Regions from separate parts of the Homo sapiens genome. Here regions 2 and 3 are each linked to region 1. The links are chromatin loops, found by intact Hi-C in ENCODE. Cell type or tissue: heart right ventricle. All regions are shown on one strand. Each heading gives the region's core, and the rest is flanking DNA. Links, peaks and the distances in the headings are about the cores only.

Region 1 (10,190 bases), core at 2,357-7,356:
CAGCAGATGAACATCTGAGTCATTTCCATCTTTTGGCTATTAAGAATAATGCTGCTATTCATGTACAAGTCTTTGAATGGACATATGTTTTTATTTTTCTTGGGTGGATACCTAGGAATAAAATTGTTGAGTCACATGGTAACTTAGTCTATGTTTAACATTTAGACTGCTTTCCAAAGTGATAGAATCACTGTACATTCCCTTTAGTAGTGTGTGAAGATTCCAATTTATCCACATTCTCACCAATACTTCCTATAGTCTGCCTTTTTAATTCTAGCTATCCCTGTGGGTATGAAGTGATAGTTCACTGAGTTTGATTTGCATTTCTTTAATCACTAATAATAGAGACAATCTTTTTTTTTTTTTTTTTTTTTTTTTTGAGACAGGGTCTTACTCTGTTGCCCAGGCTGGAGTGCAGTGATGTGATCATGGCTCACTGCAGCCTTGACCTCCCTCAGGTAATCCTCCTACCTCAGCCTCCCAAGTGGCTGGGACTACAGGCACATGCCACCACACCTGCCTAATTTTTCTATTTTTTGTAGAGATAGGGTTCTGCCATGTTGCCCAACCTGGTCTCGAACTCCTGGGCTCAAACTATCTGACCACCTTGGCCTCCCAAAGTGTTAGGATTACAGGTGTGAACCACCATGCCTGGCCCAGACAATCTTTTCATGTACTTATTGGCCACTCATACATGTTTTTTTAAGAGCAACATCTATTCAAATTCTTTGCCTTTTTTTTTTCATAAATAGAGATGGAATTTTGCCATTTTACCCAGGCTGGTCTCGAACTCCTGGGCTCAAACGATCCTCCCGCCTTGGCCTCCCAAAGTGCTGATATTACAGGCATGAGCCACTGTGGCCAGCCCTACAGCACTGTTTTTAACTAAATCTGTTTCGAGTTTCACAATTCTCAGCCCAGTGCTCTGGGCAATTGATCAGAGTTGACATGAGAGATGAGACGAATTTGCCACTCCTATCAGATTTGAAAACTGCAGCTCAGAGAGGTGTTGTAAACGTGGCATTTTCAAAACCCAGCTCATTTGACTCCAAAGCTAGAATTCCTCCCACCACACCCTACTAAAGGACTTTTCCAGAATCAATACACAGGGATTCTAACTCTCTCATCTTTGAATTGGCAATGGCAATTTTGGAATGAGCCCTTCACCAGCTTTCCAGGTGCTGGTCCCTCTTGTTGAGACACATTCAGCAATCAGTTCCCACCTCACCCCCCGCCCCTACCCTTGGCCATCAAATTGGCCTCTGGAACAAGCCCCTGCTCCCGCTAATGCCTTGTGATTCCAGCTCATCTGAGAAGGTGCTTGCTGGGTGTGAATCTCGTCACAGTTCAGCTTTCTTGTGAGTTGAGCACCTCGTCTGCCTGCTGACCTTAGCACTAAGCCAGGCCTAACCAGTGTTAGCACGGGCATGCCTGGCTCCGCTTCCACTAGGACACCGATCTCCAAAAGAGGAGATGCTGGCTACATTGTCCCATCCCCCCTACCCACCACCACCCCACTGGGATGCAGGGGAATAAGGGGGAAGGCTAAGGCTGTCCGCCAAGACCATGGCCCTCCCCTTTGTGCCCTGTCCCCAATCGCTCCCAGCCCAGGGCCCCCACTCACCTTCTCCTTCATCTTCTCAATCTTCTTCACAGAGCTGCGGCGCTGGGGCCGGTCCTCGTGCCGGAGCAGGTTCATGCTGAGGTCTCCTGACTTATTGAACTGCTTCTCCTCCTGCTTCTCAGCCTCCTTCAGCTTGCTTTCCGCACTGATGCTCTCTGCATGGTACATGTGGTAGGTTTTCATGACCTGGGGGTGCACAAGTAGGGGAAATCAGCAGCCAGCTATGGCCCAGCACGGCCCTCCCTGTTACTCCTGGCTCCATACCAAGTTCTACACTCTAGCTGGCCACTGCCCTGGTCCCAAAACACACTCTGGGCACCTGCCTTCCTTTACTTTTGCACAGACTCTCTGAGGACTGGATATGATGATGATGGTCATTACCATCACCATCATCATCAACAACAACATCATTAAGCCCTAACTAAGAGCCAGGCATGGGCTAGTAAAGAGGAAATTAAAAAATAATAATAAATAAATAAATAAATAAATAAATAAGGAGGAAATTTAAAAGGGTAACCGTAGCTCCAAGCATCTGGGGACTGTCAGACGTGACAAGGCAAGCCTGGCCCTTGCTCAGCTGTCCTCTCTAGCCCTGCCAGTAGTGACTGTGGCATCCCTCCGTCTCCTCCCAGTGCCGCGGGGAAAGCCCCTCCTCCCACACCCATGGGAATTGAATGGGAAACATCCTTCTTACACACAAATCATTTTCTCAGCTGTTTCCTGAAGTACAATGGGCTGCAAATGGCTCTGTACCCAAAATGAGTAATATTAAGTAACCCAATAGATATTCTATGCTCTCTGGAATAAATTCATCCTTGCCTATAAAAACAATTCCTATAAAGCAAATTGCACTTTGCTACTCTACTTCCATAATAAAAAAAATGGATATTGTTATTACAGGGGAAATTTCTGAGCCAGAAGAAATTCTAGACATCATCTAATCCAACAACCTTCTAGTTTGACAAACAGGGAAACTGAGGCTCGGAGGTGCAAAGTATCAGTGCAGAGATGCCAGACTTTACATCCATGTATCCAGGACCACAAGCAAAATATAGAACTTCCACTGCACCAGAAAGATCCCTCATGGCCCTTTGCAGCCAATCCCTGACCCCACCCCAGCCCCAATCATAGATTTGCCTTCTGTCACTGTAGATTGGTTTTGTGTGTTCTAGAATCCAGTTCCATGGAATCATACAATATAAACTCCTTTGGATCAGCCCTCTTTTCATTCAGCATAACTTTTCTGAGATTCACTGATGGTGCCGTACATATCAGAACTTCTTTTTTATGGCTAAGTATTCCATTGTATGGCTATGCCACAATCTGTTTACTTAGTCATATGTCCACAGCTACTTGAGATGTTTATAGTTTTTAGCTATTTTTGAATAAGGCTGCTATGAATACTTATGTACATTTCTTTGTGTGGACATGTATTTTGATTTTTCTTAGGTAAATACCCAGGCGTGGGATGGAGGGTCATATGGTAAATATATATTTAATCATATTGGAAATCTGGCCTCTCACTTTTAATCCACCACTTTTTCTACCAGATCATCCTAGATTGTCTGTATCATTTTTTCATAAATAGAGACGGGGTTTTGCCATGTTGTCCAAGCTCGTCTCAAACTCCTGGGCTCAAGTGATCCTCCTGCCTCAGCCTCCCAAAGTGCTGGTATTATAGGTGTGAACCACCACACCCAGCCCTTAATGAATTTTTTTAATTCATTACCATTTTCTGAGCAGGCATACTTTTAGTAGCCTGAACACTGGCTGGGCTGCTCCATACCAACAGCATTTTTACTGGTCCCCAACCAGAAATGTACTTTTCTTCTGCAATGCCAAGTGTATGATCATCTTTCTATGCTAAGAAACAAAGAAACTTCTGGAATCCATGGCTCCTGGGCCTTGTTCATTCTCTTCTGTGGCTTGGATTACTGTAACAGCTAACAGAGCCAAGGCTTCCCCCAGGAATGAAACGTGCTCCTATCTAACCAAGCCCTGTAAGTCAGAGAACTCAGAATGAATTCCTGGCCAACCCTAAAATCTTATTCCTTGTCATTTGAAGTGCTGTGAAGTGCGTTTATTAGAATGAGGAATTCTGTGACTTTATTTTTTCTTTTTGAGACAGAGTTTCACTCTTGTTGCCCAGGCTGGAGTGCAGTAGCATGATCTTGGCTCACTGCAACCTCCACCTCCTGGGTTCAAGTGATTCTCCTGCCTCAGCCTCCTGAGTAGCTGAGATTACAGGCACCCGCCACAATGCCCGGCTAATGTTTATATTTTAGTAGAGATGGGGTTTCACCGTGTTGGTCAATCTGGTCTTGATCTCCTGACCTCAGGTGATCCTCCCGCCTTGACCTCCCAAAGTGTTAAGATTACAGGCGTGAGCCACCACGCCCAGGCTCTGTGACTTTTATCATTAAATCACAGCATTGATTCATTGTTCAGAAAGTTGCCTTTGCCACTGGCCAGGAGTCAATGTGGCAACATATATTGTAGATCATGGAAGGTAAGAATATGGACAAGTGTCTGGGCTGAATCCTGATGGTCCCACTCCTTAGCTGTGTGACCTTGGACAAGTCACACAACCTCTCTGACCTCTGCTTCCTCGTCTGTAAAAATGGGATAAAAATTTACTTCCTATGCTTGTTATGAGCACTAAATGAGTTAATTTCTGTAAAGTGCTGAGAACAATACCTTCCACATAGTAAGAGCCATGGAGGTATCTATCAGATGCTACCACCACCACCACCACCATCATCATCATTATTATCCCTGATTTGGGCTCAGGGTTTAAGAACCTGAAACATGCTCACTTGGAAATGCTTACAAGCTCTGGAGAACATTAACTAATGTGAAAAAAAATATATTTTTATGCCATGTTTCTCCCTTCTTCCTTCATCCTAAAAATCCCCCAAACTTGGAAAACAATACATGGATTTAAAATGCAGTCAACTTTTCTTCATGGGTCTTGGTGGAAAGACGGCTTCTCTGCGTTCCGTCCATTTTTGCTCATTTGCGATCTCCCTAAGACTCCAAAAAACCCCCTTCTTGCTGATTTCATCCTCTGTGTATGCCAGTTCCACCAAGATCACATCCAAATAACTCAATGGACCAGAATATGTGCCATATTGATGCGTTCTCGACATCTAGTGGCCAAAAGGGGTGACTGCAGACTTGCAGATAATCAAAGCAGGCGCCTATTTTGATGATCTTCATGCCTTGGTTAAAAGGACACTGGGGCCTGTCAGGGGAGGCGGCGGGAGGGAGAGCATCAGGATAAATAGCTAACGCATGTGGGGCTTAATGCCTAGGTGATGGGCCTATAGGTGCAGCAAACCACGATGGCACACGTTTACCTATGTAACAAACCTGCGTGTCCTGCACATGTATCCTGGAACTTAAAATAAAAATAAAATAAATGAGTCCATTGAGTTATTTGGATATGGTCTTGGTGGAACTGGCATACAGAGAGGATGAAATCAGCAAGAAGGGGGTTTCTAGGAGTTTTAGGGAGATTACAAATGAGCAAAAATGGATGGAATGTAAAGAAGAAATAAAATAAAATAGGTGTGGCTAAAGTGTGAGAACGCCTGCTGCGGCTGTCTCCAGGACCCCACCTTCCCCCTTCTCGACATGTCCCTCCACATCCACAGACAACCCTGGGTTCTTTGCCTCACCACCATATTGCTGGTGTTTTTCATGTCTGGATCCCATCCCCGTCTGCGTTCAATGATTCCTGCTACATCTCCTTTTTCTATTTTGGCTTCTGAGTCTGCTTGCCTCGCCACGAATCTGTCATCTGTGCTGGGTAGTTCAGGGGAAAAGAGAGCCTTTCTATTTACAGCTAGATCTTCCTGTCCAATCACCATGCATCCATCCACTCTCTCAAGGTCAACAGCCCAGCTGGGTGTTCTCAATTCCCACATATCCTTTGCCTAGTTTTCTTTTTTTATTTTCTCTCCCTTTACATCATTTTCTACTCTTCTTGAGCCACAGAGTACTCTTCCTGCCCTCCGACAGGCCAAACTTCCCAGACAGCCTCTAAACTTCATTCCAAAAATCCCATGCTTGGAGAAGACAACCCAAGTACCCTGGGGCCAAACTCCCTGTGATCTACTCGATTCCTGATTCCAAGAATAACAGTGAACTCCACTGCCGAGGGTGACTTATGACAGACAGCTGCCACCAAAGAGTTCACCTGGAAGTTTCTCCAAAATGACTCTATTTGTACCCAGAATCCTCTAGATGTTTCTTTTATTTAATTACCTGATACATGGGCTTCAGCATGAATGGTCCTTAGCTCAATAGACTAGAACAGTTAGCTCAATATTGCTAGTCCAGGATGCATTAAATAATATTTAACCTTATCTATTGCTTCAAAGTTTGCAAACCTCCTTCCAGGAGCCCTTCTAGTAAAGGAGCATTTCAATGAGTCCTTTCCCTAATCCTGGGAGGTAGTGTGATGACAGTAACAACAATGATAGCAGCTAGCATCTATTGAGCACTTACTACTTGCCAGGCCTTGCTTTATGCACTTTACCTATATTAACTCATTTATTTCTCAAAAAAACCCTATGAGATAGGCATCCTATGATCCCTGCTTTACAGATGAGAAAACCATGGCCCAGAATAGGTCAGTAAGTTTCTCTAGGTGAAAAGCTGGTAAGTGGAGTCAGGGTTCAAAGCCAAGGTGGCTGACCCCAGAGCCTGGGCCTACTGAACACATGGTTGTTTTGCTTTCCTTGTACCCCTTTCTCAACTGTAAAACAGGGGTGAAAGGCTCCTCCAGCCCACTGGAATTCGGGAGACTTGGTTTTGAGACTCAGCCCTCCCACTACTTGCTGGGTAGCTGTGGAGAGGTGTGTCCTCTCCGTGTCCGCCTGGTGAAGATCAGAAGGGGGTAGATGGGGAAAGTGCTGTCAACTGCAAATTATCAAGTGACCAACTGCCAGCAGCAGTGTGCCCAGGGCTGGGAAGGGGCAGAGGTGGATGCAGGAGCTCAGCTGAGGCCAAGTTCCTGAACTGGGGATGTCTGAAGGGCCCCTCAGAGGTACCCATCCACTTGATGCCAGGGAAGGGATTCACTTTCCAGCCCTCCAGACTCTATTCAGGGAGTCTAGGGAAGGACTTCGTAGGGATGTGTCAGTTAAGACCACTGTTCTTGGACCAAGTTCAGTTGCATGTGTTCTCAGAATAAAAGGTCCTCCATAAATCTTGGTGTCCTAGCCCCTCACTTGAGGAGATGGAGGCTCAAAAGTAGCAAGAGCGGGCTGGGCGCGGTGGCTCATGCCTGTAATCCCAGCCCTTTGGGAGGCCAAGGCGGGCAGATCACAAGATCAGGAGTTTGAGACCAGCCTGGCCAACATAGTGAAACCCTGTCTCTACTAAAAATACAAAAATCAGCCAGGCGTGGTGGTGGGCCCCTGTACTCCTAGCTACTCAGGAGGCTGAGGCAGGAGAATAGCTTGAACCCAGGAGGCAGAGGTTGCAGTGAGCCGAGATTGTGCCACTGCACTCCAGCCTGGGCGACAGAGCGAGACTCCATCTCAAAAAAAAAGAAAGAAAGAAAGAAAAGAAATAGCAAGAGTGCTGTCCAATGTCACACAAAAAGCCAGGCAGAGCTGGGACTGCAGGCCAGGTCTGTTTACCGCTAAGCATTGCCTCTTCTGGTCATCACACTGCCTTTTGCTTTGCACACATTGCCTTTTGCCTCTTCCCTGATCCTCAGATTCTGAAAACAGCAAAGTGTTATCTGTACCATCTTTCAGCCCCTCATTTAAATGCAAAAGAAGGCAAACAGAATCTGGAAGTTGACAGCATCCATAAAGGGACACCTGAAGCAGGATAAGGATCAGTTGTTAGAAAACAGCTTCTCAATGATGCAGTCCCTGTGTGCTTCCTCCACCCTGCAGACAGGGCTGTCCCTGGGCACAGTGGCTCACTGCTTCCAGCATTTGTGTATGGGTGAAACCCTAGGCCAGTGCATGACTGAGACCTCCTTGAAGGAAAAGAGAAGCAAAGTCCTGAGGCCAGGGTCTTGTTCGTGATAGTATTCTCTGTACCAGAGCAGAGCCTGGTACCCAGCAAGTATCAACACATATTTGCATGAATGAATGACTGGCTGGGCTGGCTGGATCAACAGATCAAAAGATCAGTGGATCAGTGAATATGGCTGAATGGATGGGTAGATGGATGGATGGACAGATGAACAGATGGGTGGGTGGGTGGATAAATGCAGGGATGGGTAGATAGATGGGAGAAAGGAAGAGAAGAAGGCAGGGAGAGAGGGTAAAATGAGGGAGGTACAGTTCTATTGCCTGTGTTCTGCTGAGCATACTTGGAAGTAGGGAGATTGCTGTACCATCAATCATTAAATATTTATTGAGCAGTTCATTATGTGCCAGGTACTATGCTAGGCAATACTACAGTGTGGAAGACATGCAGGTCGCCGCCCTCATAGGATCCAAACTGTAGTAGAGATACAGGCAATTACACAAGTGATGATCACATGGTGGGATAAGTACAATGATGAAGGACGTACTAGGCACCATAGGAAGGCTTCCCGGAGGAAGTGACATCTAAACTGAACACTGCAGGAAGAGTAGCTGTTAGCTGGGTGAGCAGGGCTTGGGATGGGGGTGGAGTGTCCCAGACAAAGGGAGCAGAGTGAGCATTAGCCCAGGGGAGCAGGAGGCAAACAGGACTGGGGAGCAGCTGAAAGGTGGAAGAACATCAGGTATGTCAGGTATGAACATCAGGAGCACCAGCCAATGGAACCACTTCCTCATTCTCCCCAAGGGACTCCTCCTCAGTGGACACCTGTTGTTTTTCTCTGCCCAGACTCATCCAGTCTTCTTTCTTTGGGAATAGCCCCCTAATTTTATTTTGAGGAAATCCCCCAAATTCCCCTCCACTATTCTCAGTACACGTGGTTCATGGGAGTTTGACATCACCCCACAATCCTGGGGTGGGCATGAGACCCTGGCCTGGCCAATCCGTAAACTTATGTTCATCTGGCCATAGGAAGCTCAGCTAGGCCAATTAGATGCTACCCTAGGGCTTCACTGGAAACACTGGGAAGGGAGTGTTTTCTTTCCACTGGAGGGTGGGGAGAGGCTAATGGGAGGAGAATTTGCAGTGCTAGGGACCATTTTTGTCACCACATGGGAGAAGCCTGCCAGATCATGAAGTCCACACAGAGGAAAACAAACCAGAAGTGGGAGAGAGACTGATTCTCAAAGGTGGATGGATGGATGGATGGATGGATGGATGGATGGATGGATGGATGGATGGATTGGAAAGAGTGGGGAAGGAAGGTAGGAAGAGAAGGAAGGAGGGAAAAGGGTAAAATGGGGGAGGCATAGTTCTACTGCCTCTGATCTAGTGAGTATATTGGCGGGGAGAACAGCTACACCTTCAATTATCAAATATTTATTTATGTGTCAGGTACTATACCAAATGCACTACAGTCAAAATACAGTATAGAAGACAGTTGGGGTCTCTGGCCTCACAGAGTACACGCCGTACTGGTGAGACAGACAAATCAGTGTGTGAGCCCCTGGATCCAGTTAGACCTGAGCTACATGTTCATGTGATTCAACAGAGTGTCATTTTTATCTAAGCCAGTTTGCACCAGATTCCAGTCCCTTGCCACTAAACAAATTGCAAAAGGCAGACTTCCTTCCCTTTCAGCCTCCCCAACTACCCATATCAGTCCTGATCCCAACCGGCCAGGCTCAGTGCAGTGACTCAGGAGCAGTGCTGACTGGGCGGAGGCTCCCTCCAGCATCCCGGGTGCTGCTTCCCACCGCGCTAAGTGCTGCTCCTTCTGCCCCTCTCTGCACCCAGGAACTGTCCACTGTCGATCAGATACCATCTCTTCTCTGGCACCTTCCTGATACTCAGTAGATTTCATCACCCCCTCTTCCATGTTCCCACACACTGTCATATCCCCACTAAGGCACCTGTCATAGTGTGCAGCCACATCTCGTGGTCTGGATATGCTGATGATCAATACATGTATTCTTAGTGAATGGGTGTCTGGGCAGGACAGCAGAAAGAGAAGGGAAGGTTACCTAGAGGGAAACCTCTTCCATTCTGCTTAGGACCAGTTCCGTCCCTGGATGACACTGTGCACACACCCTGGCTGGCAGGCTGTGACAGCCCCGCAGAGCTGCCCTGCCCTAAGTCTGAGCCAGGACCCTGGTCTCCCTTCCAGGGCACAGTGGCATGAAGATCAATGCCCGGCAGGAGCCTCAGTATTCCTCAAACTCCACACCTTCATCCCACAGACGGGGGAAACCGAGTGTCAGAGCCCCACTATCTGGCACTGGGTCAGTGTTGCCACTTGTGTTAGCAAGGTGACTTTCGGTGTCATGGGAAGGAAACACTGCCAAACTGGACACTAGTAACACAGCAACCGAGGTGACATAGGGCTGGAGGAAGAGTCAGGAGATATGCTTCTCTCTGTGTATCTTCTTGCATTGTTTACTGTACTGTTCTTCACCCCTTTCAGCTCTCTGAGGATCCTTTGATTACATCAGGAGGAAAAAACAGTCGTGCC
Region 2 (10,190 bases), core at 1,891-6,890, 80 kb before region 1:
TCCAGCATGCAAACACATGACTTTAAGAGCCTGACGCAGCCTCTGCTCCTAGCCAGTGTCAAATCTTGGGCAGGTCACAGCACAGCCCAAGGCCTTACTCTCTTAAGCTGTAAAATGGCAATATCTTTCTGTGCTCCAAGCAGATGGCCTTTCATATCCAGGAGCTAAAGAGAAGGGTTCATTCTAGGCCAAACAAGGGAGGTCAAGTTTGACACTGGCCTCTCCCTGAGATCCCTTTTTTTGTTCCTCTCCTGATGCTCCCTTCCACTGTGGGGTGTCAAGTCCAGTCCTTCAGACGAGGTAGTGGCTTTACCCTCCTAACTTATCTAGGTGCCAGTGACTTAACTAGGTCCCTCCCTTTGGGTGTATTTACCTTTTCGCGGGGGACCAGAGGAGAGGGCACCACTTCATCCAATGGGCTGAAATGTTAATGATGGAATCCAGGGCTCTTATTAGGATGGCAGGAAAATTCCACTGCTCACTTCTGAAATGCCATTGGGAGGTTTCAAAAAGAAGGGCTGGAGGGCTCTGATCTAAGACTTACCTTACTAATGATAATCACAAACGCATTGTATTGATTCAGTGTTTTCCAGTGTACACAGCTTGCTCACTGATGTTTGACCTTTATTACCCTATTTTATGGAGCAGAACAGTCAGGCTCAATGAGGTGGAGTGACAAACCCTAAGTCAGAAGGCTCCTAAGTGCTCAGGGCTGGGACTCAGACTCTGGGCCTTTTGACTCCAAACTTCAGTGGCCTCGAGAGAGAGGAAGCGTGGGAACAGTAGGGAAAAGCCCCTGGGTCTCGCAGGAGAGGGTAAGTAACAGCGGCCCACAGGGCACACAGATTTGCCCGTGTGCCATTATCCAGAAACAGCTCATCTCTGGAAGTGATCAGAAGAGGAGGTAAAATGGAATCGAAGGAGAGCGACCCGGAAGGGCTTTACTTGGCCAAGAGGCAAAGGCCTGGCTGTCACACGTGAAGATCATGCACCCATTTCTATCACCACATTTTCATCTACACTAAATGTTCTGGAGGGAGTGGGTGAAGGGGGAGGGAAGGGAAGCTATGTCACTTGTATTAACTCAACTGACAGTGTCCTCTAGGACAGAAAGTGCCAAGGACTGCCCCTCCCTGGCCCCAGTCTGAACTGGGCGCTCACGGCTCATGCGTTTCATGCAAGACGGCACCAGCCACAGTGCATCACAGCCTGATTTAAAATGAAAACGATGTGACTCAAAGCCTCCTTGCCTGTTTAGTTCCAAATCTGACACAGTATAATTAGTAGAACCAGGAAAAGAAAAAATTAAATAGTTTGAAAATGATATAAGTTAAACCTCTATAGTTACCACAGATTTATTCCTACAGCATTTCTAGGTTTTGGAGTATTCCACACCACTGTATTTTTATTTTTCCCAACCACATGTAATACTGTGCTACGATGGGGCTTAGGTTCTCACTATCCCCCGTCTCTACACACAAACACAAGGATGTGGTAGTCAGGGGTCTTCTCGCCAACCTTCTCCCATGCCTTTGGGAGTACAGTTGGCCTTTGGCCTCCGGGTGGAAGGGCAGGGTCTCTGGGGTGGACGGGGGTGGGGATTTCCTATGAAGGGTTCCCCACCTCTGGGAGCAGCCTGCTTGGGGGTACTGCCTGCCCCACCCTTCCTTGAGGGGCAGACTGTTCTGGAAGGCCACGACTTCTGGAGACAGTGGGAGTCTGTTTTTGTTTGTGTTTTTCTGCAGGTTAGTGGTATATTGCTTCATTCGCAGTTACTATGGGCCTTTAAGTTCTCCCAGAAAAGTCCCTGCAAATCCCACCAAATAACTCGGTGGGAGATGTTTGGTGGCATGGATCTGAGGTAAATCTAAGTTTCATAAAAAGAAAAAGGAGATACTATATACACTTAGTATGCGTGTGTCCAGATCTAGTATATGTATATAGATGCATAAATATATATATATATACACACACCTACAGACACGTACATACGTATACATGTGTATATATGCACACATCGATATACACACACATATACGTATGTAGAGAGAATGTCGAGAGAGGAAGTTTCCAGTGACGATATGCGGGAGAAGCCATGTGGTATTTTGCCTCCATGTTAGGGAATGCTGTGGTTGGGGCTGCTGGAGCTCCAGCACTCCTCTGGTCGTCTGTTGACACGCGAGAGGTCCGTGGGATTCCCATGGCTGGACGTGAGCTGCAGCCAGCGCCCGGGCCTCAGCTCTGCACAGACACACCCTCCCAGACGGACCTCTGCCCTCCAAGGCCAGGGTCACTGGGAAGCACGTGGAAGCCACCAAGGCCACCCTGGGCCGTGGTGAGCCACAGCGGGCCACGGCGGCGCGGCCCATCCTGCAGGTCACATGGTGCCCGACTTGTCCGCTGAGCTGTTGGGGAACATCTTCTCGGTGGGCGTCACGGCCGGGCTGCCCACGCCCGAGCTGCTGCTGCTGCTGGACCGGTGCTGGACCACCGGCCGCACGGGCCGCATGGGGGGCGGGCGGAGCTGGGCGCCAGCCAGGCGGGCGGACAGGGCTGGCTTGAAGGTGGTCATCATCTCGGTGGAGGAGCTGCTGCTGCGGCGCATGGCGGCATCGGGGTCGCGGATGACGATGGTGTGAAGGGGACTGGCGGGCTCCGAGCTGACGGGGCCTGGCGGGTTCTTCAGGGGCTCCAGGGTGTCCAGCACCACATCTGGCGCCTGCTTGACCGTGTTCTGCCTCTCGAGTTCCCGCAACTCGTGCAGAGCCGTGCTCATGGTCTTCTCGATGTCCTGGGGACAGAGGGAGCTGGGGTCAGCACAGTCTGGAGACCTGGAGTCAGGTCCTTCCTGTCTGCTAAGCAGCTTCCCTTCGTAGGCAGGTTCCCCAGAAGCCTCGCGGCAGGGATGGAGATTAAGTCCTCAGGATGTCTTATAACCACATGGGAGAACCAATGTGGATATCCCCTGCATGCTGCCTTGCACAGGAAATAGATTTCATAAGGGCAGGTCAGACTACTGATAAAGAGGGCAGGCTCTGGAGTCAGACAGACACGGATTCAAATCCTGGCTCTGCCACTTCCTTGCTATGTGACCTTATGCAAGTTCCCTCATCCCTCTGAGCCCCCAGAATCCTCATTTGTAAATGGCAGATAATTATAATATGGACCTCAGGGAGTTGATGAGTGCATTAAATGATACAGTCCCTGTGAAGAGCCTGGCCTGACCCCTGGCACAGAGTAAGCACTCAAAAATACGAATGACAATAGCAATAGCAATAATAGCTAACACTGAGCACCAATCCAAACCCTGCCCCCTAATAATTCATTTAATCCTCACACTTCTAAGGTAGGAACTACCTTTATGCTCATGTCACACAGGAGGAAACTGAAGCTCAGACTGGTTAAGTAACTTGCCCAAGGTCACACAGCTAATTAGCAGCATAGCCCAAGTCTGAACCCAGTCAGTTCAGTATTTTTTTAAAAATCCTTGCTCACAGAAAAATTTCTTGGAGATTATGTATCAGAATGTTCACAGCGCACATCCCAGAATAGAGGGACTGCTACTCTCTTCTCTGTATTATAATCAGAAAATTTTTTTAAAAAGTGGAAATTTTAACAGGCCAGAAAAATCTTCTTCTGCCTACATAATTCCCGAGGATGTTATAATATCTGAGAGCTCATCAGGAGGAGAGCACTCTGATTGAGCACTCTGAAGGACTCAGAGAGAGCGAGCCCCCTGCCACCCAGGGCAGCCCGGGCTCACCATGCCACAGGGCAGCTTCCCTCAGCTCCCGTCCCCTCATGCCCAAGGTGGTGCTGTAGCTGGAAGGCAGCATTTAACCCAAGAGCCCTGGGACAGGCCACAGGGCCCCGGACTTTTGAGTAAAAAGAATCTGTGGCCAGTTGCTGGCCGTGTGACCCTGAGCAAATCTCAATCACTCTGCACCATATTTTGTTCATCTATTACAATCCCAGACATTTACTGTGAATATGGGGTGAGATAATGGATGTGATGAAGCTTTGTAAACTGCCAGGTGGTGGTTTTCAAAATCCTTCTAGCCCAAGAGCCCCATGGGTTCCCATGACTGTTGACTGGGATGCCTCCGCATCCGACAGACATGAGAGGACCTGCTCAGGCTCAGCTGAGCCACAGCCCAGCTGGCTTGGCCATCGAGGGCACCATGAGGGATACTGCCTAAGCCACCACTGGTAGGTGCCGTGCATAACCTCATGGAGGAATGATGACTATTAAGACAGGCTTGCTTTATTGCAAATCCTAAAAAAAATAAATAAAAAGTATGAGTCTGGTGAAACAGATGGTGGGGTTGGAGCCTGGAGATGCTGGGGCCGGCCCCTTTCTGCACCCTGGTCTTTTACATTCTCTCCCTCCCCTGTCTGCAGGTGGCTTCCTGCCTGCCCTAGGCCACATGGCAGGCTTCAATCTGGCTGGGGTCAGGGCCCAGAGCTCTTGCTCCCCGCATTGTCACAGCCTGTCCTTTTTGTTAGGGGACTATGGATGTCTGGCTAATGGCTAATATTAGCTTGTACGCTTCTCCAGGATGTTTCATCCGTTGCCCCAGAACACCGGCAACTTTAAGAAAGGGTGTTTTGTGCCTTATCCAAAAGGAGGCGCTGTGGGGGCAATTTTCTGCAGGAAGGGAGGGAAGGCAGACCTCTCCCCATCTCTGCCATGTGCCAGCCCTGCAGTGACACAGCCGGCTTTCCTGGAGCCGAGCCGCCCTATCATCAACCACTCCGCTTGAAGGAAGCCCCCTATTGACCTCACTACTCTCTATTTGCTCTAGTCCAGCATGAGCTGCATGGTGAAACTTTAACACATAAAATGTAATTACTGCCCCTCTACCACCATCCCCACCCGCCCCACCACTCTACCCCAGCAGAGTAAGCAGAAAGACAGGAAGTTCAGAGAAAGATCAGCTGAGTTGTTTAGGCTGCAGCCTTGCATTAGTCCGAGAGGTGGCGCTGTGAGTCTCCAGAGCTGAGCGGCAGAGAGGCCCTGGGAGACAGAGTGGGGACCGTGATTGCTTTTCATCTCCTCCCCAATTCGATCTTCCCACTTTGGATGGTCATGTTGCAAGTTCCCCAAACAGCCTCTTTAAGTGGGTTCACATCTAAATCCTAAGGGACATTTTGAGACCAAAGAAATTTGGGTCACTCGGCCTACTACCTGGGGTTCTTCAGCTGCCACTCCCCTTTGCAGCCTGCAAAGTCAAGGGCTCATCAGAGCCAATGCTGAGGCTGGAAACTCTCCAGTGGCAGTGGGTTACTTACATATCATTTACTACAATTCCCTATTTGACCTCTGTTAGTGAAAGGGGGTCTTGGATGGCAGCTGTCAAACTAGACAGGGTGCAGATCCATCTGCAAACTGAGAACACATGCAGCAGGCCCCAAGTGCATTCCAGGGGCAGGTCGTGCAAAACGCTCCATGAATAAAGGTCACAGAAGTCTGGGATATGGGGCATGCCCTGTTTTCTTTCTTGGAGATTCACAGTGCACATCTTTTAAAGCAGCAGTCCCCAACCTTTTTGGCACCAGGGACCGTTTACGTGGAAGACAATTTTTCCACAGATGGGGGGTCAGGAGGATGCTTTCGGATGAAACTGCTCCACTTCAGATCAGGCATTAGATTCTCCTCAGGAGAGCACTACCTAGATCCCTCACATGCGCAGTTCACAACAGGGTTCACGGCCTGTGAAGATCTAATGCCCCCGCTGATCTGACAGGAGGCAGAGCTCACGCAATAATGCTGGCTCCCGCTGCTCACCTCCTACTGTGCAGCCTGGTTCCTAACAGGCCACAGATCCATCCATGGCCCGGGGGCTGGGGGTGCCTGCTTTAAAGGTTTTATAAGTCTTACAGAGAAGCCACTCAACTTTGTCAGAGCAGCATTCCCCAAACCTTGCTGACCACAGAACATGTATTCCCTACCCACTCCCTAGCATCCTGTGGGACTAATCTGCTGTGAGAGCTACTTTTAGAAACAGTTTTCTAGACTGCATTTGATTCTTTATAAATGTAAAGGGCCCTGGGGCAGGCCTCAGGCCATCCTCTATCATAACTGGTAGAACTTTCTAGACTGGTAGAGTTTCCAGATGATGGTGGGTGCTAGGGTGATGTTTCCTCAAGTATGGGGGGGACCAGCAGCTGGCATGCCTCCTCGGAAGGCACTGATCTTCAGGGACCCCTGGGAATGGGCATGGGGCCAAACTAGAGCCTGCTGGTGTGAACAGGAGTACTCATTGCTAGGTGAGCTGTTTCTGTGTTGTGTATTCCCTGGGAACCCTGCCTGGCCTCCTCTAGAACACAGCTCATGACTCCCTGCCCTTCTTCCTTCTCCTTTTGAACAGCGATTCAAAGGCTACTCTCCACAGTAAAATTCTCACAGACCAGAAGGTTCTGATTGTCTCTGTTACCTTATGTGGGAGAGAACACTAGGGAGAGGGTACATAATGGGCCCCCACACCAAATTCCAGAGACAAAAAAAATGGAAACTTCTCAAAATATGATAGAACTGTCAAAAAACCCATGAAACCGGCTATGCAAACTGTTAAACAAATCACAGTTCTATTCATTTGGCAAATGTAAAAATCATATAGATTTTTCATCCAAATACAAAACAAACAAACAAAAGCCAACCCTCTAAGCACTTGAGAAGAACCTGGAACATTCTTCTCTTGCAGCTTCGGCTATTTAGCTCTGCCCACCCTTTGGGTCTCAGGTCAAGTCCTCTCCAGAGAAGTCTCTCCCTGCCTAGGTGCAATCCTCACATTTTAGGCTCTCAAAATACTTTGGACCATTCCTTAAAGGCACCCAACCAAACAACTATTTCACAACTGTGTGTGTGTGTTTGTTGATGTCTCTTTCTTCTCTAAACTGTAAGCTCCATGTGGGCAGGGCCTGAGTCCATTTTAGATCTCCATTTTACTGTTGGTGGCTAGCATGGTGACGGCCACATGATAGATGCTCAATCAATATTTGCCAGTGAATGAATTGATGAATGAAGAGAGAAATGAATGAATGAGTGAATGAATGAGTCAAAAACTGAATCGTATCATTTTGTGTAGTGACCTGCCATTACCCCAGCCCCATAATCTGGCCAATGCCCTCTCCAGCCCTGGACACTGGGGGTGTTCAGCCTCTATCGGAACCCTAGCAGTGGCTGCTCCCAACCAGTCTCCACTCCCACGGGAAGCCCAGCAAGGGACGGGGAGGCCACTCACTCTCCTGTTCTCTGGCTTAGCCATGAGCCTGGCATAAAGGCCAAGGTGGCTCCCCGCTCCACGGATTCCCACCCGCTGCCCTCTGGGGCTTTTGGCTGCCCAGCCTGCCTTCCCGCTGGCCCTTACTTCTGCCAGGGCCTCGGCCTCCAGGGACTTGTGGTCCCCTAGGCTGCTGTGCCTGGTGGAACCGCAGGTCGACCTCATCGAGTGCCCTTCGGAGAGCGCCTTCTTGTCAGGGTAGTTGATGCTGCCAGCGCTCCCGAACGTCGCCATCCTCCGCTTCTCAGGGCTCTCGATCCTCCCCCGGGTGAGGGGGATTTTGTGGGGGCTGCTGGGGCAGGCAGCAGCCCGGGGTGGTGTGTCTATGCTGGGGCCCAGGCCCCGGGGCGGGCTGTGTGTGTCGCCCCCGCTTCGGCGTCTGGGGATGGCTGCTCCATCAGATCGTAACCGCACTCTGCAAAGGAGCCAGGGGGCGAGGGGCATGGGGCAGAGGTCAAGCCTGGCAAGTCTCAGAATGGGTGAGTCAACCCCATGCCACACACTACACGCTAGTCTAAGGAGCGGGTACAGTAAAGCCTCATTCAGCCAGACCCTACAATTCCATAATGAAAGAGCTGGCTCAGCACACAGCTCAGCAGCAGGGGGAGGTCTAATCTGTAAACATGAAAGCATTTGGAGCACGGTGCTTCCAGGCCACAGACAGCTGTGCCGCCAACCGCAAAATGCATCTGGTCTACATGCTAAGTCAAGGCCTACAGGATTCCAACCCTGGAAACGCTTTGGTGATGGTTAGTTGGGCTCATGATACCCTCTGAAGCAGTTCAGACTTTTCCATGATTCTGAGGGGCTTCTAATTGGTCTGAAGCTTTGAGGCTTGACTGTACCAAAGTTACCAGCACCCTGCAAGCACAGTTGGGGTCCCCTGGGAACTGAAGACACTCTAACGTTGCCACCCAACCCCCAATCTCCCCAGAAGAGGGCTCCTTCTGCGAGGCTTTTTTGGATCTTGGAAAACTAGTCATTCAAGAGTAAACACTGCATGGCTGGACAGCCCTTTTGTGCATTTGGTACCTTTCCCACTTCAGGGAGGCTCTGGTGTGGTGAAAAGGGGATTAGGTTGTGTTTCAGGAAGGTGAGTTCTTGCCCTGTGTCTGCCGCGTGCTTTCCTGTGTCCTCTCTCAAGCCCACTTTATTAATCTGTGAAGCGGGTTTAAGCAAGATCCTTTGCCCACCCTTTACCTTTGCTTCAAGTGGGTTTGAAAGCACCTTGAAGATAAGAGGTTCTATACACAGGAGATTTGGCTGCATCCTACAGAGGTCACCAAGAGTCTGAAGGGCTAGAAGTGGTGAGGGGAGAGGGAGAGGGACCGTGTGTTGGGAATGGATTATGACTAGGGACCACCAGTGATTCAGATCCTAGTGCCACCAGCCAAGCTAAGCAGTGCTTGTGGGTGCCCCAGCAGGACCAAAGCATAGGTATTGGAAAGGAAGCAGTACTTAGAAAGAAAGAACAAGAACAAAGGAGGTGAGGGCGGGGGACAAGGGAGAGGAAAAGAGAGGCAGAAGATATGGTCCTCCTAGAAGTCAGGGGACCATAACTTCTTTGTCTACCTACGCCAGCCTTCCACTTCCCTGACCTTCTCAATTCCACCACAGTGCCCCGAGCTATCTGCTGAACTGAATGGAATTTGCAGAAAAGAGGCATCAGGATTTTTGCTGAAATAAATTCATAAATTGTGTGTTCCCACTGTGACTGATTTTTTTGGGGTCTATCTGCAAATACCTACATGTGTGGGCTGACCACATGACCCCTCCACTGGAAAAAACATAGAATATGACATTTTGAGAGTGTGACTAAAAAGGCAGTGAGAAACTGTCAGCTTTTCTTTTCTTTTCTTCTTATTTCCTCATTAATTTTTTAAAAAATAACCACATACTTTGGATTATACCTGTTCTCAGAAGGACATGCACAGCTCCTTGCCTGGTAGAAAGGTTATGTGACACAGCCTGGCCCACACATAGGGAGCGAAGAAATTGGTAATACTGCTCCCTCCAAATAAGTGGGTGGAGTCGAGTGTCAATTTCCTTCAACACATGAGTAGGTGTGAGTTTTCTGTTTATGTAGCGCGTTTCAGGGAATATGTGAGCTTTACATTTTTAAATATAACAACTCAGTTCTACAACAGAAAGCTGGAAGGAGGTGCAGGAACTGGACACAGGTAGGAAAAATACTTGCCAATTTGTATCTCTCTCACACATTATTATTATTTTAAATAAAAAAGCACTGGGTTCCCAACACATGTCTTTCCTCCTCCTCCTCCCTGCAACACAGGCTGGATGGTTCTATACCTGGCCTTCTTGGGCCAATGCCAGCCAGCCCGCCCAGTGTGCCCATTTCATTTTGTGGGGAACAAGGGGCTGCAGTAGGCTCCTTCTCTCCTCTCTGCCCTTGTGCTTCTCCCAAATCAGACATGAACAGGATTGACACCAGCAGGGAAAAAATGAATCCGCATATCCTACCGGCCCATCACCCCCCCAAAGCCGTAATCCGAGATGTGCTCCGTGGGGGACTGGAGGTCGTTTTTGGAAGAGGCCTTGTCATCCAGCAATGGCCCACTGCTGGCCTCGCTGTCAGCCTTCTGGCTCAGGCTGTCGGAGAAGGCATCATCCCTGGGGAGAAGACAGACATGAATTGGAGGCACCTTCCCCCAAAGAACCCAGCATATACAGAGCTCCCTGATATGTGTCTGAGGGGCTGAATTAACACAACTTATGGTTACTTTGTGCCCACAGCGCTTGCTAGGCCACTGCCCACTGGGTGCCTTCCCACCACGCATGCCCATTGCAACACTCCTGGTCAGTTTCCGCAGCTGGGACCCTCTTCTGTCCCACACCTACCTCCTCCTTTTTTCTCTTCTAGCTTGTTCATTCCCAGGCAGCTCCAGG
Region 3 (10,190 bases), core at 2,073-7,072, 96 kb before region 1:
GTGCCCATTACCCCGTCCACCTGCCTGTCAGACCACCATCACCTCTGGGAGCTTCTCACTGAGGCCAGCTACCTGTCTGTCACCAAAGCCTCTTCTTAGGAGGAGTCCCAACCCCTCCTATTGATCCTTCAAACAAGTGTTTGCTGAGCACCTACTATATGCCCAAGCAGAGGTGACAAGTACACTAGACAGAGGAATGCCCAGTCCAAGTCAAGGTCTGCAGATGGGAAGAGCTTTGAGATCAGACAGGAAGAACTTTTAAGGGAGGGAACTGTATTAGGACTTTTTGGTTCAAAGTGCTGAATTAGAAAGCTAACTCAAAATGGCCTAAGCAAGAAAGGCAGTGTGTTAGCTCATGTAACTGAAAAGACCTGAGGTAGGTATTCAGGTATGGCTTGATCCAGGTGGTCTCTCTTCTTCCCTCTCAATTACTCTTTCTTCTTTTTTTTTTTTTTTTTTTGAGACGGAGTCTAACTGTGTCGCCCATGCTGGAGTGCAGTGGTGTAATCTCAGCTCACTGCAACCTCTGTCTCCTGGGTTCAAGCGATTATCCTGCTTCAGCCTCCCTACTGGGACAACAGGCGTGTGCCACCATGCCCAACTAATTCTTGTGTATTTTTAGTAGAGACGGGGTTTCACCATATTGGTTAGGCTGGTCTTGAACTCCTGACCTCGTGAACTCCCAGCCTCAGCCTTCCAAAGTGCTGGGATTACAGGCGTGAGCCACCGCGCCTGGCCATAATCACTCTTTCTTAATGCCTTATATCTTCTTCCCTCACTGTCGACTTAACGCTCATGCAGGCTCCCCCCATGAGAGGCAAACATGGCTCCAGAAGCTCCAGGCCTGCATTCTATTAGCACAGCTGCCTCAGCAGAAAGGACGGACCTCATTCCCAACAGTTCTCAGCAAAAGTACCAGGAGCAAGTCTCACTGGCCAGAATTGGGTCACATGCCCATCCTTGAACCAATCGCTGTGCCTCAGATTATCTAAGTGTGAGTTTGGGAGTGGGAGTGATGCCCCAAATGAACAACAGGGTGTGACATACAGAAAAAGAGGGAATGGGCGCCTGCAAGTAAGCAGGTTGCAAAAATGCTTATAAATTTTTCCCCTGCCTATCCACACTTTGTTTCCATGGGACTCCTTCCAGCAACAGGTGGGTCTGTGGCTCCACTCCTTGAATCTGGGGTTGATCTTGTGATTTGCTTTGGCCAACAGGACATTAACAAAGGTGACCCAAGCAGAGGCTTGTGCACTAATAGCCACCATGTGAATAAGCCCCAGCTTGTGATCCTCCTGGGTGATCAGAGACAGACAGCCAAGTTACCTTGCCACCCCAGCCAACATCAAACCACCTACAATACATAAGTGAGGTCATCCTAGACTATCCAGCCCCAGCCAAAGCACCTGCTTACTGCAGAGATCAGCTCAGCCAGCCCTGACCAGAAAACTGCTCAACATACCCACGGGATCATGGCAAATAATAAATGTTTATTCTCTTAAGCCTCTAACTGTGGGCATGGGTTGTTCCACAGCAATGGTTTACTGATGCAATGATTAAAAACCATGGTGACCCTGTACAGGAGTCTTCCACTTGCCCGGAGCCTGGCTCAGGAGCCCCCAGATACAGAGTGGCTGGAGCCCCAGTCCTGCTGGTCCTTCATCTTTCCCATAGCCAACTCCCAGCATCCTCTCCTGCTCTGTTAGACCCCTGTGCCTGTCTCTGCTCTGCTTCCATTCTGGTGCATAATTCCGATTACGGGTGCCAGGGGCTGGCCCGTGCAACTCCTCCTGCCTCCATAGGCTCCTAGCCATTCTTCCTTACAAAGAGGCAGCCACCAACCTGCAACCATTTGAAAGGTGTGTGGCTGAGTCCTGTACCAGAAAATCTCTCCCACCATCTGTCATGGCATCTGGACGCCCTACTTTTTTGGTTGTTAAAGCTTATTTGGTTTCCCAGAGCCCCAGAGGAGAGCTGACTGCTCCTCTGGGAGAGTGAAAGCAGGTTACACCTCATGTTATAGCACAAACACACTAATAGCAACTGTTTAGTCTCCCTCACTAAACCATGGGTTCCTGGAGGAGACAGAACCAGCCTTTCTCTTCCCAACTCCTCTGTGCCCTAGCACAGCTGTGAGTGACCTGGATAGACCCCACAAATGTAGCGGGGACCCAACAAATGTTCTCTGGGTGAGTTACCCAGAAAGACACCAAACACATGCCTGAGCCTGGGGCCCTGGGACATAGGAGTGCCAGGGCTCAGGGAGCCAAGCAAAGAACCGTTGAAAGGAGACAGAATTGTCACCAATTGATATAGTTTACAGCAACGAAGGGAACATGATGTAGAGTCACACAGACAGAAATCTGAATCCATGCTCTGTCACTTACCATCTGGTCTCGGATAAGACACTCATTTCTCTGAGCCTTATTTTCCTCTTCTGTAAGATTGAAATAATAATGACTGACTTAGAGGGCTGTTATAAGGATTAGCTCTTTTAAAAAGGCTGGAAATCACCTAGCAGAGCACCTGTCACATGGTGAACGGCTGCGTATGGCAGTGGGAGTTACAGTTGTAATTATTACTGTTATCATCACTAATAAATATGTTGACCAGAGGGTACAAAGGTTAAGAGCGCCAACTCTGAAGTCAGACTGCCTGGGTCCAAATCTCAGCTCTCCCACTTGCCGTGTGTGGAGTGTGGTCTCTAAATACCATCCCCACTAAAAGGAAACAGTGTTTCTTGGAGAAATGTTTGGTTTTAGGTCTGGGGCAGGGCAGGTACAAGATGAGCCTAGAACATCTTATTGTGCCCCCAGTAAAGAAGTTGAAAACTAGTGGATGTAAGAGGCAGCTTGAACTTGCTTCTACGCACTTAAGCAATAAAAAGAACATCAATTGCAATGGATTGAAATGCACTGGATATTTTTACATCGAGAAAGTTATAATTAATCTCAGCAAAACAAAGGAAAGCCTTCATTTACTGCCACTGGGGGTTGTCATTGTATCAGCTTCTTACTCTGAAAGTTGATGAATAATAGAAAAGAATTAAGCATTTATTCCTCCTTTTCAGAATAAGCTATGTTTAGAGAAATACTAGCTCTTGTGGATAAGTATTCAATTAGTAGCTAAAACATATAGAGGAAATGATAAAATTAGAAACTCACCATTTTGCAGATTCTAATGAAATATTATTGTTTCAAGCAATGATCACCAATGGGTGATAAAACAGTTCTGAGAGTGGTTCTTGGGGAACTGGATATGTATCAGGTCCCCAAATTATCAGGCCAACAAGTTCACTTGTTACTCACAGAGAAAGATGAGGATGAACCCACCTGAACTTATTCATCAAGTTTTTTGATCCTAAAAGTGGGCACCAAGCAGTGGGTACCTCCTGATGTGATGTAATATGAAGTGCACGTCACCTAGGAAGTGTACTCTCCAAAAATGGTGAAACTGAATCTAATCAAAGGTGTAGATCCAACTTGCCATTTAAAAGACATACAGAGTAGGATCAGGCAGGGTGGCTCACGCCTGTAATCTCAGCACTTTGGAAGGCCAAGTATGATCCCAGGAGTTTGAGACCAGCCTGGGCAACGTAGTGAGATTCAGCCCCCACCCCAGTCTCTACCAAAAGAAAAAAAAAAAATACAAAAAATTAATCAGGGATGGTGGTGCACACCTGTAGTCCTGGCTACTCAGGAGGCTGAGGTGGGAAAATCATCTAAGTCCAGAAAGGCAAGGTTGCATTGAGCCGTGATTGCACCACTGCACTCCAGCCTGGGCGATGGAATGACACCCTATCTCAAAAAAATAAATAGAATAAAATAAAAAAACATACAGGGGAGGACAGCAACCAGTGAACTGACAACTCAAGGAAGCAGTCAGGCAAATGCTGGTTGTGGGGCATTTCACCAGAAAACAAGCTCAGCCAGTCATGACGGGGCATACTCTAGAAAAATTAAGAGACAATACTCATTAGACGGGATGCTGATTTGAACAAAGCAACTTTTAAATGACATTTTTGGAACAATCAAGGAAAATGGAATATGGATTAGGTAACATGTTATTGAGAAATTGTCATTAGTTTTATTCAGTGTGATCATGAGATTGTCATCATTATGCAGGAAAATGTCATTTTTAGAGACATATACTGATATGTTTCAGGGTAAAATGTCATGGTGTTAGCGATTTTTTTGAAATTCAAAAACAGAGGTAAAGCAAACTCATAAAAATGTGAATAATTTTTAAAACTAGATGATAGACATAATGGGTTAACTGTGCTATTCTCTGCATTCTGTAAATCTGAAAATTTTGATAACAAAAATTAGAGGCTGCTTACCCTGCCTGCCATCTTACAAATGACCACATGAGGGCAGCAGAGTATCAGGCTGGATGTGGGCTCGCGCTTTGAGAGGGAAATGCAGATAGGCGATCATCCCACTCATGCGTAATTTATTTACTTCTCATCTTTTCTTCTAACCCATCATTTAGTAAGCACTATGTGCAGGGGCCTGTGCTGGGCCTATAGGGGACAAAATGTCGAATTCACCCGATCTGGGATCCTGCAGCCACATATATTATGTCTGTATCTGGAGGCCAAGGAAGGGATGGTGACCAGGAACCTCTGTCCTGCTGGGTCTACCAGAAACACAGGTATCTCTGTGTTTGGCATCACTGGAAATGGAGACCTTGGCCAGACATGTTGGAAACAAAGAAATTAATGTGGGGAATGGAGGTAGCTGGCCACTCATGTTGTGTGAGTTGATCTGCATGCATTGGGGTTTACCACTTACTACTGTGATCTTGGGAAAATTACTTTACCTCTCTGAACCTCACAGGACTAATAATAGTTTATATCTTATAGCTGTCTGTTGCAAGAGAATGAGACTGTCTATGAAAAATTGCTTAAAACAGTGCCTAGCACATAGTAAGTGCTCAAGATGAACATATTTACCTGTCTATATGGAGAAAATGGTGAATGCAGCTTTGGGACTGGGGCACTGGAATCAAGACTCTCCAAAAGGCAAGATCACAACTATAGCAGCTACATTTATTGGGGGTTTCTCTGTGTCAGATGCTGTCCCAACAGCAAGCCTACAAGGCAGGGCTGTTACTGTCCCTACTTTAGAAATGAGAACTGAAGTGTTCACTTTCCCGAGGTCTTTCAGTGAGAAAGGAGGGAAGCTGGGATTTAAACCCAGGCAGCCTAGCCTTGGAGTCCTCATTCATATCCACCAGGGTGGCTGTACTCCTTTTTGGGGATGGGTGCTGTGGAAAGACAAAGCATTTACCTGGAGACAGGGGTGTGATCCTGCAGTCGACAGGGGCCTGTGGACCTGGGGAAGGGATGCGAGAATGTCCATGCTATGAATGTGTTTCTCAAGAGTGTCCTCTGGAGACTGGAGCTCTTGATAAGCTCTCTGGGCTTTGCCTGCTCAGCATCTTTGTTCTTTCTTTCAAGAGGCAGGATCGCACTCTGTTGCCCAGACTAGAGGGCAGTGGTGTGATCACAGCTCACTGCAGCCTCAAACTCCTGGGCTCAAGTGAGATCCTCCTACCTCAGCCTCCCAAGTAGCAGGAATTACAGGCTCACGCCACCATGCCTGCCTCATTGTGTGTGTGTGTGTGTGTGTGTGTGTGTGTGTGTGTGTGTGTGTGTGTGTGTGTCTGTAGTGACAGAGTCTCACTATGTTACCCAGGTTGGTCTCAAACTCCTACCCTCAAGTGAACCTCCCTCCCTACCTCCCAAAGTGCTGGGATTACAGGATTGAGCCACCACACCTGGCCCCAGCATCATCCTTCCAATAATAGAACTCATCTATTCATTTTGGGAAACAGCCCTTAATCTACTCTCAACCATGTGGTCAGGCAAGGCTAATCCCAAATCTAGCTCAAGACTGGGCAAGTAGCCAGATCTGGTCAATGACAGTAAGACCCACCCTCCACTGAGTGATTGGTTCATGGTAAGCATGTGACTCAAGCTAGGCCAATCAGAGGCAATCCTGGGACTCTGACTCATTCACTGGGAAAGAGAGACAGTTTTTTCTACTGGGGTAGCTAAATGCTAGGACGCAAGTCTAGAACTGCTTTGGGCCATCTTTGCCATCACTTGAGAAGAATCAGCCTGAGAGTACAGTGTGAAGGAACGCAGGGCTGAGAAGTGGAGAGACCCAATCCTGTTGACATCCTTGGAATACTTGGGCCCAGCCTGCTTAAATCCATTTTTATCTCTGGACTTTTCATACAGATGGGGGCAAAAAGCATGCCTTGTGATACAAACCAGGCTAAGTTGGGTTGTTGTCACTGGTAACCAACCAAGTCCTTAATACATTTCTCGACAGCATGGTATAAAGCAAAAAGGGTCATGCTATTTATCAGAAGATTAAAGACCTCTAAGCACTAGTTTATGTCCAGTTACAATAACTGGCAAATGAAGAAGGAAAATCTTGTTCCACGGATGACTGGACTCTGAGTTGCCCGGGAAGGGAAGTCTGCAGCTCTGTGACATGCAGGGGCCATTGATCTCCATGTTAGGAGGAATTTGAATCAATCTCTCAGTGGGTCAGACGGACCATGTGTGGATGTCTGGATGGAGAAGGGAAGCAGAGCTGGAAGTCCGGAAACATCACTGAATGGGGGCACTCAAGGCTCCGAAACACTAATAATAATACTTCCTCCTGGCCAGGCCCGGTGGCTCACACCTGTAATCCCAGCACTTTGGGAGGCCGAGGCGGGTAGATCACTTGAGGTCAGGAGTTCGGGACCAGCCTGGCCAACATGGTGAAAACTCATCTCTATTAAAAATACAAACAATTAGCCAGGCACGGGGATGGTCGCCTGTAATCCCAGCTACTTGGGAGGCTGGGACAGAAGAATTGCTTGAGCCCGGGAGGCAGAGGTTGCAGTGAGCCAAGACTGCGCCACTGCACTCTAGCCTGGGTGACAAAGCAAGACTTCATCTCGAAAAATAATAATAATGATAATAATAATAATAATACTCTTCCTCTTGCATCGGCCCTCAGATAAAGAGAAGCAGGTTCACTGTAATCTGGGATTCATGACATAGCATCGTGGCCCCTGCAGCACTTTAATCCTCAATTATCATGCAAGCCCTCCGTTGTTAAAAAGTGGCTGTGGTCCAGAGCCAGAGATGATGAATTATTACTATTATTATTATTATTAGACAATGTCTCATTCTGTCACCCAGGCTGGAGGGCAGTGGCACAATACTGGCTCACGGCAGCCTTAAATTCCTGGGCTCAAGTGATCTTCTTGCCTCTGCCTCTTAAGTAGCTGGGACTACAGGCGTGCACTACCACACCTAGCTAATTTTTTATTTTTATTTTTTTAGTAGAGATAAGATCTCATTCTGTTGCCCAGGCTGGTCTCAAACTCCTGGCCTCAAGAGATCCTCCCGGCTTGGTCTCCCAAAGTGCTGGGATTACAGGCATGAGCCACCACACCCAGCCATTAATTTTTTAACAATAATAAGTAGAATCAAGTAATGCCCCTATTGCAACCTTCCAAGGGCTTCTCATTGTTCTTAGAATAACTTCAAAATGGATACCATGGCGCAAAAGGCCCTGCCTGTGTTCTTCTCGACAGCTGTTCTCACATCTCTCACCCCCTCAGCTCCAGCCACATGGCCTTCTCCATTCTCCTCCTGTGCCAATCTCTTTCTCTTCATGTGCCTGCCTGGTCACCCCTTGGCATGGTGGTCTCCTTCTCAGGCTTTTCCCAGTTTAAACTCCCCTCCTCAGAGAGGCCGGCCCAACCTCTCAGTCTAAAGCAGATTCTAGTATTCTTCCTCCCCATGCCCTGGGTGTTTCTGGCTTTGTGGTTGTCATTATCTGTCGCCAGCATTTGGCCATAAGCTCCATTGGGATCTTGGTCTGCTTGGTTCAAAGCTGCATCCCAGAATAACACTTGGCACACAGTAAGTTTCAAGAACTGTTTGTTAAATGAGGGAATGACCACCAAAGATATGACTTTGTTTAGCTACCAAGCCCACCTCACTCAGAAATGGCACTTTCCCCCCAGTTGTAGGTGAAGATTCATTTCATCCATAAATAATTATTGAGTACCTACTATGTGCTAGACACCCTACTACCATCTCGAGACAGTATGGACAAGATAGACAAAACCCCAGATTTTCTGGAGCTTACATTCTGGATTGAGGGAGACAGACTACACATAAAGAAACAAATCAATTCCAATGATGATAAGGGCAATGAAGAAAATAAAACATATTAACCTCATGGTGACTGCTTTAAGCAAGGAGGTCAGGGGAGGTGTCTCTGAGGCAGTGAGGAGTGGTTGGGAGACCTGATACTAGGTTCTCTGGGTATCAGAGGAAGGTCCCAGGCCTTTTTAGCCACCCCACAAATCCCAGCCTGGAGTCCAGTATGGAGCCGGCCCCGGGCCTCCAGTGTGAGGCTGACCTGCTTTCTGGGGTGGCTGAAAAGGCCTGGGAAGTTCTTGTCCTCTCTCTGCCTCTTCTTGGCATCCCTTTATTTAAACACAAACCTCCACTCACTGCCCAAAAGAAAACTGCCACTTCTGCTGCTTCCAGGGGCAGCAGTGGGGGCGTGTTGAGGAGGATGTAAGGTGTTGGGGGTTGGGGGGTTCTGGGCGGGGGGGTCTCTTACTCCCGCCTCACCCCCATCCTTCTCCACAACCCTCCACTGCAAAAGCTCCTCTTCAGGCTACTCCAAGGCCATGCCTCGCTGCTTGCACTGAGGCAGCAGTGGGGTCCTTTCTAGACTTCCCTGCTTAGGTGTGGAGGCAATTGTCTGGCAGGCTGTTCCTAGGAGGCCTTTCCCCAACCCCCGCACAGCTCTTTCTCTAGGGAATTTCCCAACATAAAATGCTCCCTCGTGTTAGAGGCAGGATCTGACCCTTGGCTGCAGCCTGGGGCAGGATGGCCTGGTGAAACCCTGTATCCATCCTTGCTCCTTCTTTGGGGGCTGTGTGAGCAGCCGATGACCACCCACCCCACCACAGCACCCCCCATGCCAAGGGGGCGCAAACTCCCTCTGGGTGAGGTATCTTGGGTCAAACACTCCCAGTTTGGTGAAGCTGTCTGTTTCAGATCACACCCAGTGTCCTGCCTCATCCTCAGGCCTAAGAGAGAGAATGGAGACCCAGCTCCAGAGTGAGACTGCCTAGTTCTGAACCCCAACTCCGTGATGCCTAAGTAGTGTGTCCCATGGCAAGTTACTTAGCCTGTCTGTACTATTTCCTCGTAGGTTAAGCTGGAGTAACATTAGTATCTGCTTTAAAGGGTGGTTGAGAGGACTAATGAGTTGGCCTTTATATGTGAAGGGGCTTAGAACACAGTAAGTGCTCTAACAGGTTGGCTATTATCATTCTGTCTACTTTTTCCTTTTTTTTTTGAGACAGAGTCTCGCCCTGTTGCCCAGGCTGGAGTGCAGTGGCACAATCTCAGCTCACTGCAACCTCCACCCACTTGGTTCAAGTGATTCTCCTGCCTCAGTCTCCTAAGTAGCTGGGACTACAGGCATGCACCACCACACCTAGCTAAGTTTTCTATTTTTTGTAGAGACGGGGTTTCTCCATGTTGGCCAGGCTGGTCTTGAGCTCCTGACCTCAAACAATCCCCCTGCCTCAGCCTCCCAAAGTGCTGGGATTACAGGCGTGAGCCCCTTTTTTGTTTTAATTGCAAGAAGCAGAAATCGCACTCAAGTTACACCAGGTAAGGAGGGCTTGAATGTAAGGTCTCCCAGTGAGGAATAGGCACTGGGGCAGGTACTCAACCGGGGGTTCTGGCTCTCTCTAGGGACTGGATGGCTTTGCTCTCGAAGCCTGTGATCTCTGCCATTGGCTTTGCCCATTGGTTTTGTCACTGTGCTCTCAGAGTCTCATCCCTAGTGACGTCAGCCTCCCTATGGTGCAGAAGGGCCACCTCTCTGCCTCCGACCTCCTCGTTGTTGTGGGCTCTCATCTTCTGGTCTCCTGCTTACAGGGCCTGTCATTTTGTTACTTCTGGGTCAAGCTTCCCAAGAAAGGTCATCTGCAGGTCCAGCTTTGCCAAGGGCCATGGTGACTAACCAATCTACCATCAACTGCTGTTGCATCAGCTGCCATCCTTGGCTCAATCCAATGGAGTCAGGGGGTAGGGTAGCACAATATCAAACATGGTCGTTAAGGGAGTTCCCTTTAGAAAGCAG

The links. Peaks named below come from ENCODE experiments on the same cell type or tissue, not always from the same donor. Only the 100,000 strongest peaks of a DNase experiment are listed, where the experiment ranks them.
Region 2: a loop joins it to region 1, with 17 times the contacts of the local background. A loop is called at or near these places in 96 of 110 quality-filtered maps.
Region 3: it touches region 1 in a loop (12-fold over the local background); 88 of 110 quality-filtered maps call a loop at or near these places.

The regions. Positions count from the first base shown.
Region 1 is chr3:9,062,772-9,072,961 of GRCh38, forward strand. SRGAP3 (SLIT-ROBO Rho GTPase activating protein 3) reads right to left here. Exons shown (of 22, transcript NM_014850.4): 5 at 1,625-1,810. Among named protein-coding and RNA genes, the nearest start is that of RAD18, 100 kb to the left of the region's middle. In heart right ventricle, for the core only: a CTCF peak has its summit at 4,772 (motif pointing left); a DNase peak (open chromatin) is centred at 4,790; H3K27ac peaks cover 1,368 bases.
Region 2 is chr3:8,983,142-8,993,331 of GRCh38, forward strand. It overlaps SRGAP3 (SLIT-ROBO Rho GTPase activating protein 3), which reads right to left. Exons shown (of 22, transcript NM_014850.4): 20 at 9,765-9,914; 21 at 7,371-7,698; 22 at 1-2,791. The coding sequence ends at 2,378. Among named protein-coding and RNA genes, the nearest start is that of RAD18, 25 kb to the left of the region's middle. RefSeq lists enhancers at 3,903-4,403, 4,404-4,904. In heart right ventricle, for the core only: a CTCF peak has its summit at 4,969; a DNase peak (open chromatin) is centred at 4,980.
Region 3 is chr3:8,966,800-8,976,989 of GRCh38, forward strand. No RefSeq gene overlaps it. Among named protein-coding and RNA genes, the nearest start is that of RAD18, 8.4 kb to the left of the region's middle. RefSeq lists a silencer at 4,206-4,500. In heart right ventricle, for the core only: a CTCF peak has its summit at 4,365 (motif pointing right); a DNase peak (open chromatin) is centred at 4,402.